3 separate regions of the Homo sapiens genome follow, and all the other regions are linked to region 2. A link is a contact called in ENCODE Hi-C or POLR2A ChIA-PET data. All regions are on one chromosome and are shown on one strand. Each heading gives the region's core, a stretch centred on a gene start or an enhancer-like site at or near the end of the contact. The rest is flanking DNA. Distances are from core to core; before and after follow the strand shown. Region 1 has its middle 11 kb from the start of CCN6. Region 2 holds the start of AMD1 (adenosylmethionine decarboxylase 1). Region 3 has its middle 3.9 kb from the start of MICAL1.

What was found. A loop is a pair of places that touch in the nucleus more often than their neighbours do. ChIA-PET counts read pairs that join two places held with the same protein, here RNA polymerase II (POLR2A). Pooled maps may share reads with other maps.
Region 1: a loop to region 2 is called in a map of CD4-positive, alpha-beta T cell, with 7 times the contacts of the local background. The contact joins the enhancer-like site here to the promoter of AMD1 in region 2. A Hi-C loop is called at or near these places in 1 of 168 maps with a recorded cell type or tissue (CD4-positive, alpha-beta T cell), 1 of 37 single-sample maps with no recorded cell type and 9 of 50 pooled maps. POLR2A ChIA-PET finds 5 or more read pairs at or near these places in 4 of 52 experiments (CD4-positive, alpha-beta T cell, T-cell, activated B cell and 1 more).
Region 3: a loop to region 2 is called in a map of B cell, with 4 times the contacts of the local background. The contact joins the enhancer-like site here to the promoter of AMD1 in region 2. A Hi-C loop is called at or near these places in 2 of 168 maps with a recorded cell type or tissue (B cell and naive thymus-derived CD4-positive, alpha-beta T cell), 4 of 37 single-sample maps with no recorded cell type and 13 of 50 pooled maps. POLR2A ChIA-PET finds 5 or more read pairs at or near these places in 4 of 52 experiments (CD4-positive, alpha-beta T cell, GM12878, activated CD4-positive, alpha-beta T cell and 1 more).

What each region holds. Positions count from the first base shown.
Region 1 is chr6:112,040,657-112,045,279 of GRCh38, forward strand. No RefSeq gene overlaps it. Among named protein-coding and RNA genes, the nearest start is that of CCN6, 11 kb to the right of the region's middle. RefSeq lists a silencer at 3,109-3,208. Within about 2 kb of position 2,540, at least 40 of the 41 ENCODE cell types and tissues checked have a DNase peak (open chromatin) inside an H3K27ac peak, as active enhancers do; they include CD4-positive, alpha-beta T cell, where a contact is called at or near this core.
Region 2 is chr6:110,873,340-110,877,776 of GRCh38, forward strand. AMD1 (adenosylmethionine decarboxylase 1) reads left to right here and starts at 1,446. Exons shown (of 9, transcript NM_001634.6): 1 at 1,446-1,876. The coding sequence starts at 1,767. RefSeq lists enhancers at 1,868-2,583, 2,584-3,298 and silencers at 2,021-2,270, 2,331-2,400, 2,431-2,620.
Region 3 is chr6:109,457,535-109,461,744 of GRCh38, forward strand. It overlaps a transcript of MICAL1 not described here. Among named protein-coding and RNA genes, the nearest start is that of MICAL1, 3.9 kb to the left of the region's middle. RefSeq lists an enhancer at 1,610-1,659. Within about 2 kb of position 2,822, at least 4 of the 41 ENCODE cell types and tissues checked have a DNase peak (open chromatin) inside an H3K27ac peak, as active enhancers do; they include B cell, where a contact is called at or near this core.

The DNA of each region.
Region 1 (4,623 bases), core at 1,290-3,789, 1.2 Mb after region 2:
TCTGCTCTATTTTACAGAGCTTTCCTCTTCTTTTACTATTTTTTTCAATCATTAAAAAAAATTTAATTCTCCTGTTTTATACTGTGCTTGATTTTTTTGTAAGCTGTCTTAGCTTACAAAAACATTTATGGAAATATGTGAGGGATAAATTATGGATTAAAAAAGAAAAAAGACTTCAGAGTTATGCTATCAACATGGCAGCTACTAGCCACTTATGACTATTTAAACTTAAATTAATTAAAATTAAATAAAATAAAAAATGTAGTTCCTCATTCACACTGACCATATTTTAAATGCTCAACAGCACATTATAGTTCTATATTATAGAATATTTCCATAATTGCTGAAAGTTCTGCTAGACAGTGCTGCTACACAGGGTTCCAACAATGGTGTGCTGTCTCTGAAATAATGAGCTCCCTAAAGGAAGTGGCCCGGTGACCTGCATTCACCCTCCAGATCTCAGGGGTTGTGAGTCCCAGCTTTCTTTCCCACCATTATGCTTCCTGTTGATTGCTTCCTGACTCACTTCCCTATTCATTTTCTCAAAGCCAACATTTACATCACATAAACTTAAGTTATTCCTTTTCAGTAGCAGAAAAAACATATAATTGTAATAAACATTTTTGGGGGGTGGAAGGGATATTTATTACTGATACTAAAAATTTAATGCCTTTGCTTAATTAGAGGTGGGACTGAAGGAATGCATGAACCGAAAATGCTGGCTAACAAAACAAAGTGTTTATACATGGAAATGCTTCAAGAGCCCCAAAACAGAGCTCCCATGTTCTCCATGGTGGGAAAGTTTCCATCTTTCCTCTTTTTGTAACTGTCCAGAAAAGACAGAATGTTTTTGATCAAAGTGGCTTTGAATCTTTAGCATTACGTTGTCCCATTAGAACAGAACTTTTTCCCATGCAGTGCCAATCCACACATTTAGTTTCTGCAGCTCCTTAGTTTTATTGGGAATGGGGGTGGGGATGGTGGCACCATCTTGTTTGAAAGGGTTTACAGCTGATACTACCGTTTACAGTAAATTCCTAGAGTGGGAGGAGGAAGTGGCACATTTTTGGAGCAGCTAGGTGGCTGGAAGAGATTCTCCTCCCCCAAGACTGGTCAGAGGTCCTGTGAGAATGGGAGCTGCTCACCTCTCCTTGGCAGTGTGCTGGGCTGGGGAGGTGCCAAGATATCCCTAGCAGCGACTCCAGCCAGGGAGATTGGTCCCTAGATGCAGCATCTTCCAGTGCACCAATGTTCTCATGACCCAAGGCTGGTACTGAAATAGCAGGATTGTCAAACCTGAAGGAACCATTGCCTGTGGGCTGCAGGGACCTGGAACCCTGACCCAAACCAGGATGGAGGAGGTGCCCAATAATGATTATGATTCAGCTGTCCAACAGCTCAATAAAAGGGGGACTTGGAGTTACATGCGACTTGATTTAAGGGATTCTAAAAATATATTTATTGTGAACCTGAGTTTAAGAACTGATATTCTTGCTTACTGAAGGTGGACATACTAACTTTGGACATAAAACCTGAGGGGCAGGTAAGGGCAGTGTCTGTGTGCCTGGCATGCACAGGACACAGATGGCATTCTGAAAGCCATCATCCAGGACTGAAGAGTTGCTTTCCACACTCTGAAACTGTGACACGAGATTCACTTTGGAGAGTCTTTTGTGGATGAGCCTCATCAATTAACAGTCCTAGTGTGTGTAAGCGTGAGCTCAGTTTTGTTCTGTCAAGTCTTAAGACAGCATTTGATTTAGCAGTTGATTCAATTACATTACATGTGGATTTGGAAAAGTGGTGTGTGTGTGTGTGTGTGTGTGTGTGTGTGTGTGTGTGTATTTCTTTTAAACAATGATGTAACCTTTCTGAATTCAGGTGGAAACTGTCTTGATTGACCTCCGCGTACCAGGACAGATTAATTAACTCTTAGTTTCTTTCGTGGAACATACGAACACACCCTGAGCTCACTGAGAGCTCACAGCTGGTAGGAGAGGAGGCTCCTCTTTAGTAGGCCCAGTGTGTTGTTTGCCTCTTTCCTAATCTGTTCATTCCACTTAATTGTATCCCGATAACGACACAATTTGAGCAAATATTAATTTGAGCAAATATTACTAAAACTGATGATACACAGATACATGAAGAAAGATATTTCCAATGGAAAGAAAAAGCAAAATGCTTGGGAAAGATTCAACAGGAAAAGCTGCTTTAAATGTGTTGTTGAATTATATTTGATGGTTATGAGTACAGAATCTAAGATTCTTTAGTCAAGATGTTTTACACTGTCTCTAAATTCTCATTTCACAAAGGAAACTCAAATGAGACAACATGGAGGATGCATTATATGTGTGGCTCATAAAGAGAGGGAACAATACAGCACTCTAATCAGCACATCTATATTCAAAGAAAGGCATTGGCTAAATAAAAACACTGGTGAGTAAATAGACAACTCAGTTCCCTGCTAAAATAAAATGTTTGTATAGGCAGGACTCCTGCGAGAGCCCCTTTGACTGCCCGTTGAGCGCCCTCTGCTGGCCCGGAGGGAAGGGTGCCACGGAGGGGACGGCGTCAGGGCCCCACCCACGGTTTAGTTTCAGATCAGCGCTTTTCAGTTCCAAGATACAGATTCCGGTTCCAATGAATGCTGGTTGAAAATACGGCCGTGGTTTTAAATATCATGAAACTATTTTACGTCCGTAGTACTTTCATCTATTTTTATAAGAATGTTTTGTAACTGAGAAACCTAAAGAGATGATGAATTTCCCCCACCGCCCCCGACTATTTTGCCTTTCAGTGACGCGGTAATATTTTACGATAGGTGCCGATTCAAATCAGTGGCTTTCAGAAAGTACAGCTGCTATTCTTTGGTGCCGCTATTCAGAATGACAATGTGAAATAAAAATGATTCTGACTATGGGAAGGTCTGATCTTCCTATGAATGAAAACAATCATGTGGGCCACAGAGAGCTCTCTCTTTCCAGCTATCGAGGGACTTTTTGCAGAGAGAGAAAAGGATCCTAAAGCCATGTTCCCGATACTGCAGACTTGGCGAGATGGCGGCGGGCTCCTCCCACCTCTGCGGCAGCGTCACAATCAATAATGCAGGGCTCTGCGGCAGAGGAAGCGCCTGCTTTTATATAGGGGCGCCCGGACCCCAGAGCAGGGCTAGTCCCTTAACCCATTCCGCCATCTAGCGTCCGCAGGGGCTCATGGCAGGTTGGAGCCGGACAGTCTGGAAACTGCAATCTAGATTTTGCAGAAGGGTGACCTTTAGCCTTCTGCAAAACCTAGATCTCACTTAATGTAGATCTCACTGAAGAAGGCAAATAAAAAGTGAGTGGAGTGTTTATTCATTTTCCTGTAAGATTAGTAACTTTAAGGCTAAAAACTCTAAAGTAAGTATTTCCCAAGCCCCTGCTGTAAGTCAGTCATGTTGTGGGTACCAAGGCTATGAAGATGTCTCAGTCTCTATTTTCAGTGACCCAGTCTAGTAGGGACAAGCCATATGAACATATGCCCAGTTAAATTTGAATTTCAGGTTAACACGGAATTTGTGTGTGTGTGTGTCCCATATATGCTAAAGCAGTTAACTGGGCATCTATTATTATCATTATTTTTATAAGCAAAATCTTGCAACCGTGCATATAAACAGATGATTGCAGTATGGGCTTTACAAGGGCAGGGTGGCACGCTAATTGCTTGAGGAGCTTTGCTGTGGGTGCTGGTTAGGAAGCGTTCTCAGGGGAGAAGTCGCTTGTGCAAACTGCTTATCAGATAAAGCAGTGGGCAGGGTTGTCCTGGTAGAATCGCATAAGCAAAAGCAAGAGGCTGGGGGACTCGCAGTACAGCAGGTCTGTGCTACCTGAGCTGGCAGGTGAGGCAAGGATAGTGCAGGGGTGAGGTTGCTTCATCGTGGAAGGCCTTCTACTGTGCTTCCCAGGAGCTGGGTTCTATTCCAGGGGGAGTGAAAAAGGGTTTTGAGCGGGAGAGTGACATGATCTAATTTGTGTTTAAGAAAAAGAGATCAAATGGCAATGTTGAGGCTGGACTGGGGGAGGTAGGAAGCTTGGAGGCAGGGAGGCCTGAAGGAAATTGTCTAAGGTGAGTGAGCTCAGAAAAGTAGCAGAGCTTGAAGGTGAATGAGGGTCTTTTGACTCCAAGTCCAGGATGCCTGTCACTGTCCCCATCTAATTGAATTATGATTCACATGTGCAAGCATTTTACAAATCAGGAATGACACACCACATTATGCATACTTTTCCTTCTCTGAAAGATTAGCTTCACCCACATTTGGAAATACTGGAAATTTTTCTGTCCTCCTCTTCTCTTGCTTCTCCTTTGCATGTGGTCGGCCTCGGTGTCTGCCTCTGATTAACTCAGCCCTGTTTCCCACACAGAGCTCCCCCTGCAAACCAGACTAACAAGGCCAAGTGACAAAATGAATTATAAACCTCTGAGATATTTGGCCTTGTTTTCCTTGGGCCACAGCCTGACTTTTTTAAAGGCCCTTGGAATGAGGACACCTGTTTATTTTCAAGGAGACTCTGACCCAAGCCCCACGCAGATGGCTGGGCAGAGCATTTTGTGGTGGTCAGAGGTTGCTCATTTTTGGACCTGGTT
Region 2 (4,437 bases), core at 196-2,695:
GGCAACAGAGCGAGACTCCGTCTCAGACAAACAAAACAAAGCAAGAGTAGTTTATGTACCTAGCTCACAACATAGCTTCTTTCAACAGGTTTCACGGAGACACGTGAACCACGTTCTTGTAAGACAAGAGCTATTCTACAGGGTATCTAGAGTGCAAACCCAAACCATGTCTTTTTCAGTGGATTTTTCATGTTGACATCATCTTATTTCACTTTGGGGAAAGTTTTTTTCTAAGGATGATAGCGAAAAGTCCTTTTGTCTTGTGACAATAGCAATTTTTATGTCAGCTTGGGTTTTTTTCCTCCCATATTCCCAAGTAAAAGTAATAACTTTGTTACCAGTTTTGCCATCTGAGGTTAAACTGTTTGACCATGGCTTGACGACTATTTTATACTTAACACTTATAAAATATTAGACTGATAGTTATTTAAGTTACCACCAGTGATAGCTCTGGAATCCCTGTTTTATTAATTTCCAGGTAAATCCTTCTTAAGCACATGGGAAGATAGCACTGTAAATTTTGGGGGGTAAGGAGAACCTCCATCAATTAATACATCAGCTTGATAAAATTCAAAGAAAAACATGATCAAATAAGTTCAGATTATATTTAACACATTCAGTTTCTAGAAGTAGTTTTGCTGAATAAATTCCCACCAGTTGAGCTAATGGAGCAACGGAGCTGCCAGTGCTTCCCGGAGGCTGCTGTGCTCAGCCAATTCGGAGGCATGGCGAGCCACACGGTGGGAGGTGGGTAAAGCCGGGGCCCTCCAAGGCTGGGCGCCACGTTGCTTTTCTCTTCTGAAATAGGAAGACAATGCTTCTGGCTATTGTATAAACCAGCCGAGGACTGCTTTCATTCGCACATCAGCCAAGGCGTGAGCAGAATTAAAGCGCCTTCTAATTCGACCCCTGGCAACGTGCGCGTCACGGACAAATGTTTAGTTTTAACGCCTGGCTGCGTTCGCCTTGGGAAAACACACTTTTAAGAATGGCCAAGTACCTCAGCAGTCGCGGTGAACTGCACAAGATCAAAACCACCACGCCAACCCAGCGCTGGCCACCGTCCCCGCTGAACCCCGCCAACACCCCTAAGGACCCACCCATGTTTTCTGCTAATCATTTTTTTTTTCTAAACAGCTCTGCACAGCCTTTCCTCATTCCGTTCCCGCTCTCCCCACCCACTCTGCGTTCGATCCGAGGTTTCTAGTCCCCAGCTGGACATCACAGCACCAACTCCCACTCAGGAGCCGGCCAGAGCCCGAGCCGCAGCGCAGTGGGCAGCTCCCCGCGCTCTCCGCCAGGCCCTCGGCCAGCCAGCCGCCACTCGGCCGCGAGTGATTGACAGGCGGCAGCAGCTATAGGCCGTGGAGGTGGGACGATGCGTCACTTCCTGGTCTTTTGGGGGGAGCCGGGATATATAAGGGCGGTGCTCACGCAGCGCTCTCGCTTACACAGTATGGCCGGCGACATTAGCTAGCGCTCGCTCTACTCTCTCTAACGGGAAAGCAGCGGAATACAAGAGACTGAACTGTATCTGCCTCTATTTCCAAAAGACTCACGTTCAACTTTCGCTCACACAAAGCCGGGAAAATTTTATTAGTCCTTTTTTTAAAAAAAGTTAATATAAAATTATAGCAAAAAAAAAAAGGAACCTGAACTTTAGTAACACAGCTGGAACAATCCGCAGCGGCGGCGGCAGCGGCGGGAGAAGAGGTTTAATTTAGTTGATTTTCTGTGGTTGTTGGTTGTTCGCTAGTCTCACGGTGATGGAAGCTGCACATTTTTTCGAAGGGACCGAGAAGCTGCTGGAGGTTTGGTTCTCCCGGCAGCAGCCCGACGCAAACCAAGGATCTGGGGATCTTCGCACTATCCCAAGGTGGGTCCCCGGGGCGCTCGCTGACATCCGGGCCTGGGGGCTGTCGCCGCCGCCGAGGCACCAGCCACGGGTGGAGCCCGAGTTCCCTCAGCTTTCAGTTGGGGGCAAGTCTGCGGCCTGGGGTCGCTTCGGCGGCCTTGGAAGGTGCGCGGTTTGGGGGAGAGCGGCCATGTCCACGCGGGCCGGAGCCGGCTTCTCCCGCCGTGGTTGCCGCGCCTGGCATTGCCCTGGGGGAGGGGAGGAGGCCGGCGCGGCCGCGTGCTCAGGTAACGTCCCGCGCTGGGCGGCGGGCGGCGCGGCCCGGGGTGGTTTTGCGGCCCGCGCCTCCCGACATTTCCCTCCGTAGTAGTTGGCGGCAGGGGCCCCAGGTGGGGGTCGGGGGCGCCTGCGCGGGTTGCCTCCGGCAGGTGTGGCTCGGCGGGCTTAGTCAGGCGCTAATTCGGGCGTGCCGGCTTCGGGGAATGGAGGGCGGGAGCGGCGCTTGTTCTTGCCTCGGGCGCGGATAGGAGGGGCCCTCCCGGCCTTGTCTGAGGGGCTGGCGAAGAGGCCTCCCACCCGCGGCGGCCGCGGGCAGCATGTGGCGTTCGGGCGGCGGGGATTGGGCGGGAGCAGTTATGTCGCAGTGGCGGGGCCCCACCGCTCCCCTAACATGCTCTGCGCCAGAGCCTTTTCGGGGCGGCTGGGCAGACGGCGCAGTCCCCGGGGCCGCCCTCGACACGGCCGCTGAGGCCGCTGGGGGCTGCTCCCCAATCTCTTGACCTTGGGTTGTGTAACCTGCTACGGAGCCGGCGGAGCGGGGCGGGAGAGGTGCGGGTGGAGGGAGGCCCGCCTGCCCCAGGACATAATGCCTCTAATGCCTTAAGCTTGAGCAAAGGAATCTGGGGCCCACTCCCACTGCGGGCCGTCACGCGAGAGATACTTGGGCTGACCGCGCCGAAGAGGCGTTTTAGTTGGTATTGCTGTGGAAATCCATGCTTATATAAAAGCCCAGAGATCCCGTGGATGCTTAGGCCTTGTTCCTGGCGGCGGTCGCACCGGTGGCCACCAATGGCCTTCCTAGGCCCTGCCACCGGATCCCTGGCTCCTCTGCGCACGAGTGCGGCTAGGGTGGCGGTGCAGCGGAGTAACTGGCGTGGCCAGCTTCATTGAGAGGCGGCGACCAATGGGCTCCTGGGCCGCACTCAGAGCCTGGCCCCAGGGTGTGGACCAATGGGCGTTTTAGGAGTGTTAGCTGTTCTTGGAGCTGTCCCTTGACAAAAAGCAACTGGAAAAGGGAATCCAGGCAGACACGTGCTACCGAGACTTTAAGGCACGACGGGAAACCCGGTTTCTAGCAGTGTATCTTGAACGATTCCATTGTAGAAAAAAATACTAGTCATAGCTAAAATGTCACACGTCTCATTTTTTTCAAGCTTCGTGTGACACTTAAAATGTCTATAGCGCTTACTACGTGCCAGGCTCACGTGAGATTATAGGAAGCGGACTTTGGTCATGGAGAAGCTTAGTATTTCCTTCATTTCACAGATGAGAAAGATGGTATTTGTGATAGACGTTTGGTAAAACGATTGTGATCAGGATAATTAACCTAGAAAATCTTGGCAAGAACCTAGAAAATCTTGGGTAAGAACAGTCCTAGAAAACGAATAACAGAAGTTGTCACTTTGGCTTTTTAAATGTTTGAGCCCTTAAATAATAGTAAGTACATGTTCTTAATAAAGGGAAGAAGATTTTGTTCTCCCCAAGTTCTTGGCGGTTTGGCTGTTTAGAGCTTCCTGAGTCAAAGTGGAGAGAGGAGGAAGAGGCTTTTTACAAAGCAGCCTGCTTTCTTTAAATGTTTAAGAACCCTTTTTACTTTGTACTTTAATCAGCCCAAATTGTTTTACTGCTCCAGTGTGGCTTTTAAAATCATGGCCAAAGTTAAACTTTGAAGGACAAAATATTCCCTTGTGTAGATGATTTAGTGCCATCCATTTTGTGGACATGTAACATTCATTGAACAACTATTGGTAGTACACTGCCACATTGTAACTGTTGTAGATAAAGCAAGTTAAGCAAGAACTGAAAAATATGTTGATTTAACTAAGGTCCCGTGATAACCTTCGTTGGAACATTTTTCAGTGACCACTCAAGTGGTTAGGTTATTTACCAGGATGTTTAAAAAAGCCTGAAATAGTAGGTGTTCCTTGAATCACCTAAAATCAACAGCCTAGCAAAGAGAGTATCATGGACGGAGTCCGGTCGGTGGGGACATGGGGCCAGCCCCAGAGACCCCAGGGAAGGATAATCGGTCATCTAGAAGAATAAAGCGTGACATGTTTTACTCAAATGACGTGATTAAGTGCATAGCCTCTGGAATAACAAGATTTGAATTCAAACAGCATTTAATAGCTGTGTGAGCTGTTTCCTCATCTGTAAAATGGAGACAATAATGGTACATAGCTCATGGAAGTTGTGAAGAATAAATAAGTTAATATGTTATATGTAGTACGTAAACTGTTATCTTTAACACTTTAAAGACAGGATCCCTCTATAGCCCAGGCTGGAGTGCAGTGGCAGGATCA
Region 3 (4,210 bases), core at 1,572-4,071, 1.4 Mb before region 2:
CCAGAGACCATAAGAGATCCAGAGACCATAAGAGATCCCGAGACAGTCCCTGGCTTCTAGAATAATCTCATTTCCCTTTCACTAGCAGATGGTACACAACTAGCCGCTCCACTTACTACAACTACAGCGGCTACAACTAGCCGCTCCACTTTGCAAAGGCTTAGTGGGGTCTGGCTTGACTCAATGCCTTTTGCCAAGCAGGGTCATGTGGCTCTATGAATGACACATCATAAAATTTGTCTTTAAAGAAGATCAGAGAACAATAATGAGTTCATCAGTGCTAAAAACTGCTGACTTGAAGTTTCAACTTATGCTAATTAAATACTTAACATGGGGGCATAAAGCAGCAGGGAATACATTGTTCTGGAATCCAGAAGGTCTGGTTGGATTCCAGCTTTGCTTCACGCTAGCCTAGTGTGACCTTGGATGTCACCAACCACACTTCGTCTGCCCATCTCTAAATGGAGGCAGTTTAATTACTCAGCCTTCTCAGCCCATTTCTACTCCAAAATCCTATCATTCAATGCTGTCCTAAGAAATGAACAGACTAGAAGACCCAAACCAAGTTCTACTTAGAATTTCTTCCAAGAAAAAAAAAAAAAACTCTATTAAAGCTATTTATTAACCACAAGAATTTCTCTCCTTAATTAGAATCTTGAGTCATGATTCAAATTATGTGTATGTAGAACTAAAAATACTGGCACAATCACATTGGCCAATTCATATTGGATCAAATAAGTGGGTGACACATGAAGTCAGTTTAAAGAGTCCCATTCTAAGGCTGGGCACAGTGGCTCATGCCTGTAATCCCAGCACTTTGGGAGGCTGAGGCGGGCAGATCACCTGAGGTCGGGAGTTCGAGACCAGCCTGAGCAACATGGAGAAACCCCAACTCTATGAAAAATACAAAATTAGCCAGGCATGGTGGCACATGCCTGTAATCCCAGCTACTCAGGAAGGCTGAGGCAGGAGAATCGCTTGAACTCGGGAGGTGGAGGTTGCGGTAAGCTGAGATCGTTCCATTGCACTCCAGCCTGGGCAACGAGGGTGAAACTCCGTCCAAAAAAAGAAAAAAAGGAGTCCCATTCTAATGTTTTTGCAAACGGTAAAACCTAGCAGTAGCCTAGGTTAAAACCTGAGCCATTACGACAGGATCCTCCTTCCTCTGCCCCATACCATGTTCTGTCACCTCCCAATTTCTTATCTCCTGGGCCCAGAAACTGGGTCCCTAGTACTGTAGGTGGCATGTTTAAGTCACCTGTAATATGGCTTTGTACCTGCAGGCCAGTATCTTCAAGCAACAAACCCATGGTCCTGGGCCGGGAAGCTGTGGCTGCAGTATAGCCAGAGACAGAGCCCATGATTTAAAAAGTGACATCTGCGCCAAAGGTGTAGAGAGTGCCATGAGAGGATGTGACAACATGGTTTGATTGAGGTTAGAGGACAGATGAGTACTCATGAATCAGAGTGGGGGCAGACAACTTTCAAGGCTGAGAAACCACCTGCCACAAAGCCTTCAGGCAGGAAAGAGCTGGGTATGTTTGGGGAACACCAAGGAACCACGTGACGAAATGAGAATGGGGAAGAGGGTCCCAAGAGGAAGTTGGAGATTTTATTCTAAAGGCCAATGGAAACTCTGTAGAAGGATTTTAAGCAGAGCAGAGACACGGTCATATTTATCTTAATAACTAATGCAAATCCATTCATTCAGCAAGGCACTCTGTTTGATGCTAAGCTAAGGGTACAATGGTGAGCCCAAACAGATCACCACTTCCAGTGGAGAAAGCCCAGCAGGAGGTGGTAGAAAGGATCAATCAGGTCTTTGTCAGGAGTACAGGCAAGTGACATGGTATAGTGAGGATGGGAGAAGTGGATGGAGTCAAAAGATATTTCAAGGTGAAACTGACATAACATGGCCATGAATTGGGTGTGGGGGTCAGGTGGGCCCCTTCAAGAATGACACCCAGCTTTGTCTCTTGGCTTGGAGTGGGTAAATCACAAACTTGGGGCCCCCATTCTTTCCTATTTTTCCTTCCCACCTTATTCCTCTGTATGCTGCTTTTTACTCAATACCTTCCCCAGAAGTCAAAGCACAATTATGATTTCATAGATTCTGAGATAACACAAGGACTCTACCTTGAGAGGCTGCAAAGATTAAACACATAAATAGGTTCAGGATCAGTTAAATACTTGCCCATATTTTTGTAATAAGACTGCCTTTGCCCTTCAAACACTAAGATTATAAGAAACATTTATCCAGAAGCCACTTAATTAACCAAACTAAAATTATCTTGACAGGTGGATTTTTAAAATGTAGTTTTGTTTTTAACTCTGATTTAGTCTAAGGAAGCTTCAGTTTGACTTTTCATTTAACAAGGATAGTCATATGAATGAACTAAAACCAATACCCAAACTATTCTTTTGGAAAATCATCTTTGAATTATATTTAAAGTGACATATTATGGATATTATGAATTCAGAATAAAAGTTCTCTATCCTGACCCCTGCTCAAATTTTTTCCTTTTTTCACACTTCACACTGAATATAGTACCACTTTTCAGACTCATAAAAAAGCTAAGATCCCTTGCTGTTACCAAAATGTGTTTAAATTCCTACATTTTGTATTACTGAGAATGTGGGCTGAGTACAGTGGCTTGTGTCTATAATCCCAGCACTCTGGGAGGCTGAGGTGGGAGGATCACTTGAGCTCAGGAGTTTGAGACCAGCCTGGGTAACGTAGTGAGACCTTGTCTCTAAAAAAAAATCTAAAAATTAGCTGAGTGTGGTGGTGGTGCATGCCTGTGGTCCCAGGTACTCAGGAGGCTAAGAGGCTGTAGTGAGCCATGATCATGCCACTGCACTTCAGCCTGTGACAGAGCAAGACCCTACGTAAAAAAAAAAAAAAAAAAAGAAATGTAATCGAATGAGCTTTAGTTTAAAAGCTGTTGATGTCCCATGTTTCAAGTTAGAATGAAATATATATATAAATACACACACACACACACACACACACACACTCCAGTAAGCTAAAGTCTTTTGCTGCTTAATTATGTGTAAAGGATTTGAGAGCAGGATAAACTATCACAACATTCCAGCTTCTTTTAGAGGTCACTCCTTGAGAGCTGCTATTTACAAAAGGCAAGGCAAGCAGATTTTTCACAGGTCATTCCTCTTTATCTGCTATTTACAAAAGCAAAACAAAGAGTTTTCTTTCAATTCTTAAGAGTTTAGGCTTAAGTTTAGAAACTGAAAATGAAATTTTACCTTAATGCTTATTAAGGATAACAAAAATAAAACAAACCTACCCTAAACTTAAAATATCCTCAGTCAAAAATTTGAAAAAAGGGCTCACTTACAGAGGCTCCTGTTAACTAAGACATTTTCACCTTACCAGTAACTTTCATCCAACTGGCAAATTTCGATTAAGCTTTTTTTTAAATTATACTTTAAGTTCTAGGGTACATGTGCACAACATGCAGGTTACATAGGTATACATGTGCCATGCTGGTATGCTGCACCCATCAACTTGTCATTTACATTAGGTATTTCTCATAATCCTATCCCTCCCCCAGCCCCCCACCCTATGACAGGCCCTGGTATGTGATGTTCCCTGCCTTGTGTCCAAGTGTTCTCATTGTTCAATTCCCATCTATGAGTGAGAACATGTGGTGTTTGGTTTTCTGTTCCTGTGTTAGTTTGCTGAGAATGATGATTTCCAGTTTCATCCATGTCCCTGCAAAGGACATGAACTCATCCATCCTTTTTTATGGCTGCATAGTATTCCATGGTGTATATGTGCCACATTTTCTTACCAATTAAGCTTTAAATCAATAGTAGTGAAACACTAACATGATTATATGGTAGTTACTGAATTTCTGTAGACCGTAACTTTCACTACTATTGTTTTATGTAAAAAAGTTATAATTGTATGCAGGTGGCACATGCTTGTAATCCCAGCACTTTAGGAGGCCAAGGTGGGAGGACTGCTTGAGGCCAGGAGTTTGAGGCCAGCCTGGGCAATATAGTGAGACCCTGTCTCCACTTAAAAAAAGAAAAAAGTATGCTATAATTCCAGACATAGACCCTCAATTTTAGTCAAAAACTTCTATTACATTAAGCAGGTCACATTCTTTAATTAGTAAGTTCTTATTAAATATGTAATTTTTAATAAGAACTTAATAAGTGGGAAATAAATTATGTATTTAATAAT